2 separate regions of the Homo sapiens genome follow, and region 2 is linked to region 1. Evidence: read pairs that join two places in POLR2A ChIA-PET (ENCODE). Cell type or tissue: PC-3. All regions are shown on one strand. Each heading gives the region's core, and the rest is flanking DNA. Links, peaks and the distances in the headings are about the cores only. Region 1 overlaps SACS (sacsin molecular chaperone). Region 2 has its middle 110 kb from the start of TNFRSF19.

Evidence for each region. Peaks named below come from ENCODE experiments on the same cell type or tissue, not always from the same donor. Only the 100,000 strongest peaks of a DNase experiment are listed, where the experiment ranks them.
Region 2: POLR2A ChIA-PET joins it to region 1 with 5 read pairs; 2 of 35 experiments call an interaction of 5 or more read pairs at or near these places.

The regions. Positions count from the first base shown.
Region 1 is chr13:23,425,450-23,428,360 of GRCh38, forward strand. All of the region lies in intron 1 of SACS (sacsin molecular chaperone), which reads right to left. It overlaps SACS-AS1 (SACS antisense RNA 1), which reads left to right. Exons shown (of 2, transcript NR_103450.1): 2 at 1,518-2,911. Among named protein-coding and RNA genes, the nearest start is that of SACS, 6.8 kb to the right of the region's middle. In PC-3, for the core only: no CTCF peak of the experiment used is centred there; DNase peaks (open chromatin) are centred at 1,302 and 2,152; H3K4me3 peaks cover 414 bases; H3K27ac peaks cover 1,418 bases.
Region 2 is chr13:23,677,720-23,680,630 of GRCh38, forward strand. No RefSeq gene overlaps it. Among named protein-coding and RNA genes, the nearest start is that of TNFRSF19, 110 kb to the left of the region's middle. In PC-3, for the core only: no CTCF peak of the experiment used is centred there; a DNase peak (open chromatin) is centred at 1,732; H3K27ac peaks cover 1,503 bases.

The DNA.
Region 1 (2,911 bases), core at 195-2,694:
CTGGTGTCTGATGTCCAGTGTCCACCTAGAGTCCAGTGTCGTTTGGGGCCTGATGTCGTGCTGGGGCCTTGGTGTCCACTAAGGCCTTATGTCCATGGTGGTGGGGAAGAGGTGGGAATCCTTGTCCCCATGGGCCCTGCCCTCTTCCTGGGGAGAGCGGGCAGGGAGTTTCTGTGCCCCCACCCCTCAACATCCAGGAATTCACCCTTCTGCACATGTGGTGGGGAAGGCGCCATTTTTGCCCACTTGGTGCCCAGTTAAGTTGCCCCGACTGCTCTGCTCAGGGTGTGAAGATCTCAGGTGGGTGCTGGACTTGGGGCCCCGAAGCTCCACCCCGCCTGACTCCCTGCGGGAGTGGGCTCGTGCCTATGAGCTAGAGCATGGCCGCCGGGGGTCTGTGTGACAAGGCAGAGAATATTAGTATATACAAAATTTTTATACAATTGGAATGATACTGGTAGTAAAATTAAAATGCAATACAATAAGATTACCTTGCAGGGGCATGGTATTTTAGATTTGTTAAAGTGATTTCATAGGGATGATCTTATTTCAGTCTCATAACAGCCTAGTGATTTGGTAGGGAATTGTGAATTTCATTATACAGAGAAGGAAACTGGTGTCCAGAAGAGTCCAGCAACAGCCCATACTTCGTTTAAATCCCGGTGGCTCCCAGCTCTTACTTATTCCCCACGACTGAGTGCCTGACACAAGTATAGGACTTCAGTGAGCCCAGAAAATCTGAGACAGGTCTCAGTTAATTTATAAAGTTTATTTTGTCAAGGTTGAGGACGCACCCCTTACACAGCCTCAGGAAGTCCTGATGACATTTGCCCAAGGTGGTCAGGGCACAGCTTGGTTTTATACATTCAGGGAGACATGAGACATCAGTTAGTATATGTAAGAAGTACAGGCCAGGTGCAGTGGCCCACGCCTGTAATCCCAGCACTTTGGGAAGCCAAGGCGGGCAGATCACCTGAGGTCAGGAGTTCAAGACCAGCCTGGCCAACATGGTGAAACCCCGTCTCTACGAAAATACAAAATTTAGCCCGGCATGATGGTGGGTGCCTGTAATCCCAGCTACTCGGGAGGCTGAGATGGAAGAATTGCTTGAACTCGGGAGGTGGAGGTTGCAGTGAGCTGAGATGATGCCATTGCACTCCAGCCTGGGTGACAGAGTGAGACTCCGTCTCAAAAAAAAAAAAAAAAAAGAAGTACATTGGTTTGGTCTGGAAAGGGGGGACAACTTGAAGCAAAAGCAAGAAGACTGGAAGTGAGTCAGACAGGTGATACACAAGTGGTTGCATTCTTCTGAGTTTCTGATTAGCCTTTCCAACGGAGGCAAATCAGATATGCATCTATCTCAGAGAGCAGAGGAGTGACTTTGAATAGAATGGGAGGCAGGTTTGCCCTAAGCAGTTCCTGGGTTGAGTTTTCCTTAGTGATTTTGGGGGCCTAAGATATTTTCCTTTCACCCCCTCAAACCTCATTTCCTTCTTCCTCCTTCTCTTTCTTTTCAGAAGAGGAACGCTGCTTCTACCCTACCATTTGGGGAGTAGCACCACCTGATGGAAGAGAACATTCTTCGGTCTTCTCCTCACCATGGCTTGAGAATCGCATAATCTCGCTGTGCCCAACTTTCCTCATCCCTAAACAGGGCCAGCTTGCCTTATCCATGAACTGTATCACCGCAACACCAAACTGAGCTGTGTTCTAACAGCATTTAGTCAACTGCAGACGGTTTTTGCAAATATTAGATGCTACTACTTTTGCTGATCTAATATTTTTTAACACATGAAGTGACATGAAATGTGTTCATGATACTCTCTGCCCACTGATTCATGACCTCCTCTCATGCTTCAGGGGTCAAAACAATCAGTGCTGTCCAGCAGCTGTTAGGGACAGGGGCTCCCCTCCTCCCCAGCTTGGAACCTCAAGCCACTGCCCACAGCTAGCAAGCAGATGTGCCACGCAGTGACCTCTTGGCCTTCCCAGCAAAAATATCCTATTTTGGCATATGGGCTTGACCCACAGTAGGAAAACTTGGCACTACTGTACATATGATCTCATTTAAGGAGTAGGAAGATAAACATGCCAGCTGCACTTACTCACTGATGGGAAAAGTTCTTTGAGTTACACAGTTTCAAACAGGAACAGCCAGGAGACTGGGGACTTAAATCATAACTATTGTATAAATAATGGGAGCTGTTCCCTGAGCTAAACGCCGCCCTTTGGCAGAGGTAGAGCCTTTTGGCAGAGGGAGGCAGGAGAAGAGTGTGGGAAGTGAAGAAGTTCCTGAGGTGACAAAGTGAATTGCACCGGAGAGAAGGGGGGATAAAGCTGCTTCCCAGAAACTAGGACAGCAACACCTGGCTGGTCCCCGAGGACGAGGACGGGACAAGAAAGGCCTCTCCTGCAGGAATGAGGTTAAAATACAATCAGGAACCACACGAATACTCTATCTCCTCTGATATGCTGTCTTGTCTGTTTGTTTAAGAGTGTCTTTGGGACTAGTAAAGCCCCTCTTCCCTGAAGGATTCCTTCGCTTTTCATAGTTTTCAGTGCTGCCGTGTTCACAGACACGCCTCTGCAGCTGCACCTGGCAGAACAGCTTGAGTTTCCCTAGAAACGCTCTTTGAGAAAGGAATAGAGGCAGAATTGCCCTTGGTGATCTCCTAAGAAATGGGGTCCATGTTCATCTGAAGATGGGAATGAAAAATTCATCCTTTTGGTTCAACCAAATTCATACATGGCCAAATCCTCTGGAATATGGTGAAAGCTGACCCTTGAAAGCCGCTATCATTACAAAAACAAGGAGCCAAATGCAGACAGACTTCAGGCCCACAGAACGCCTCCATGGGAATTATCAGCGAAGTAATCATCTCACTCTCCTAACTTCAGGAGAAAATATGAG
Region 2 (2,911 bases), core at 319-2,818, 250 kb after region 1:
AGCTAGACATAAAGATTCTCCAAGTCCCCACCAGACTCAGGAGCCCAGCTGGCTTCACCTAATGGATCTCGCACGGGGGCTGCAGGCGCCAGTCCCACGCCATGCACCCGCACTCCTCAGCCCTTGGGCGGTGGATGGGACTGGGCGCCATGGAGCAGGGGGCGGGGCTCCTAGGGGAGGCTCCCGCAGCACAGGAGTCCACTTGTGGGGAGGCTTAGGTATGGTGGGCTGCAGGTCCTGAGCCCTGCCCCACGGGGAGGCAGCTGAGGCCCTGCGAGAATTCGAGCACAGCGCCGGCTGGGGTACCTGGCACACCCTCTGCAGCTGCTGGCCCTGGTGCAAAGCCCCTCACTGCTCAGGCCGGCGGGCCGGCTCCGAGTGTGTGGCCCACAAAGCCCACGCCCACCCAGAACGCGTACTGGCCCACAAGTGCTGGGCACAACCCCTGTTCCCGCCCACACCTCTCCCTCCACACCTCCCTGCAAGCAGAGGGAGCCGGCTCCGACCTCTGCCAGCCCAGAGAGGGGCTCCCATAGTACAGCAGCAGGCTGAAGGGCTCCTCAAGGGTGGCCAGACTTGGCGCAGAGGTTGAGGAGGCGCTGAGAGCGAGCAAGGGCTGCCAGCACACTGTCACCCCTCAGTAATAACAATGACATATTTTCATTATTACCACTATTATTAAGGTCTCTGCAACTGGGTACTTATTCTGAATGTGTCCCATTTTAAACTAAGAAGGTATTGTCTGATTTCTTTTTTTAAAATTTAATTTAATTAATTAATTTTTTTGAGACAGTCTTGCTCTGTCACCCAGACTGGAGTGCACCTCCCAGGTTCACACAATTCTCCTGCCTCAGCTTCCTGCATAGCTGGGATTACAGGCACATGCCACCACACCCGGCTAATTTTTGTGGGGTTTTTTTTTTTTTTTTTTTGTATAAACGGGGTTTCACCATGTTGGCCAGGCTAGTCTCAAACTCCTGACCTCAAATGATCCGCCCACTTCGGATTGCTGGAATCCCAAATTGCTGGAATTACATTTTTTAAAAACAAATTTGGCACCGACTAAGGTCTGTAAATAGAGCTTAAGTTTATCATTCAGTCTTGAAAGTGAACAGTGGTCTGAGAGGTTTCAAAATTGTCTATAATGTCAAACAAGTTTCAGTAAGTCCTGGTATGCAATTATAGGGATATAATTATGCTGAGTCAAGGCAGCAGTTCACACTAGCATTAGTTATGTCACACTTCAACCAACGGAGGGTTGAAAGGTTTCTACTCCAGAGAGTCAGCTGGCCAAGGGTAGGTCATGTCATGAATGGCCAGTGGCGTTTGAATTAGTGTGATCTATGGCTGCTTGAAATTCACCTCTCCAGAAGACTTGAATTTTTAAAAGTTATCAGCAAAACCACTTTCTCTAGAACCATGGGTGGTCTTCTGAAGCAGGTTTCATTTTTTGTTCTATAAAGAGAGAGGATTCTTTTTTCCATAATTTCTAATGGCATTAGCTATTCCTACTTAAGACTGAAATAGCTGTGTTCTGGTAGCTTTGTTTGGGGTGGAATTTAACTAGCAGAACTATGTAGAGGGATTTTCCTTACCTGGGTTGATTATTTACAGTAAATAGAAGATCTGCAGACCATTCTGCCAGCAATCTTTTAATAGCAGGTTAGGGAGGCAGGCTGCGCCACCGCAAGGCATGCTACCCCTCCACAGATCAGAGATGAATCATTTCCCTTGAAGTTCTAAACACAGGTCCAATTCCTCTCAGAAGACTCACTCTAGTAAGATGCATTTCCTGTGGCAGTCCTTAATGTATGCACTCAACATACATTTATATAGCATAGAGCATGTGCTTGGTTCTAACTACAGTGCCAGGGCCAGAGAAGATATGAAGAAATATAAGGAAAGCAAGCCTTTTAAGTGTTTATAAAGTAGACCTGGGCCAGCATGGTGGCTCACGCCTCTAATCCCAGCACCTTGCAAGGCTGATGCAAGAGGATTATGTGAGGACAAGAGTTTGGGATCAGCCTGGACAACAATCTGGGACTCCATCTCTACAAAAAAAGAAAAGAAAAAATTAGCCAGTGTGGTGGTGCATGCCTGTAGTCCTAGCTACTCAGGAGGACCAGGCAGGAGGATCCTTGAGCCCAGGAGTTTGAGGCTGCAGTGAGCTGTGTTAGAGCCATTGTACTCCAGCCTGGGCAGCAGAGCAAGAACCTGTCCCTAATAAAATAGCTCTTAATTGTAAAAATACAAGTGCAAATCCTTCTGGGGACAGTGAGGAGGGGGCACAGAAGCTGGGAGGGAAAGTCCTCTGCACTGGGCCATGAAGACTCATGTGGTATTCACCAGGCAAGTGGAGGGGTGGAAAATGCTAGAACTGCAGGTGGAAAGGCTCAGCCTGTGCTGGGAGTGGGAGAAGTGCAGGGAGGCTGGAGCACGAGGACACGGGTGAGGTGGCTCAGGGCAGATTTCTAGGCCAACAGGCATCCAATGGGCCCTGCCCTGGGGCTCGAGCTTCCCCCATGGGGGACCGACTTACCTCTATGTGAAGGGGTGACAGACATAAAAACCAAAATAGTCTTCCAGAAGCTTCGGAGTTCCAGAGGGAGGTGAGTGGACCTCTCTCCAGCAGCAGAAAATCCCCAATCACTGGGAGGGACCAGCCCCCTGCCAGAAGTGAAGATGGATAGTCTCTCTCCTGTTTGGAAATACTGAGCCTGAGCTCGTTCCGCAACATCTAGGTCATGTTGGTCTGGTCCTGATTTCCAGCAGGGCAGTGCTGAGCTTCAGGTGCAAGTTTAGGACTCAGCAGAACCACCTGCTGACATCAAACCAACGCTCCACTGGAGTCCTGAGAATACAAGGCTGAAAAGGCTAGTGCACTGCGCTCAAGCGGCCATGGCCTTCCTGT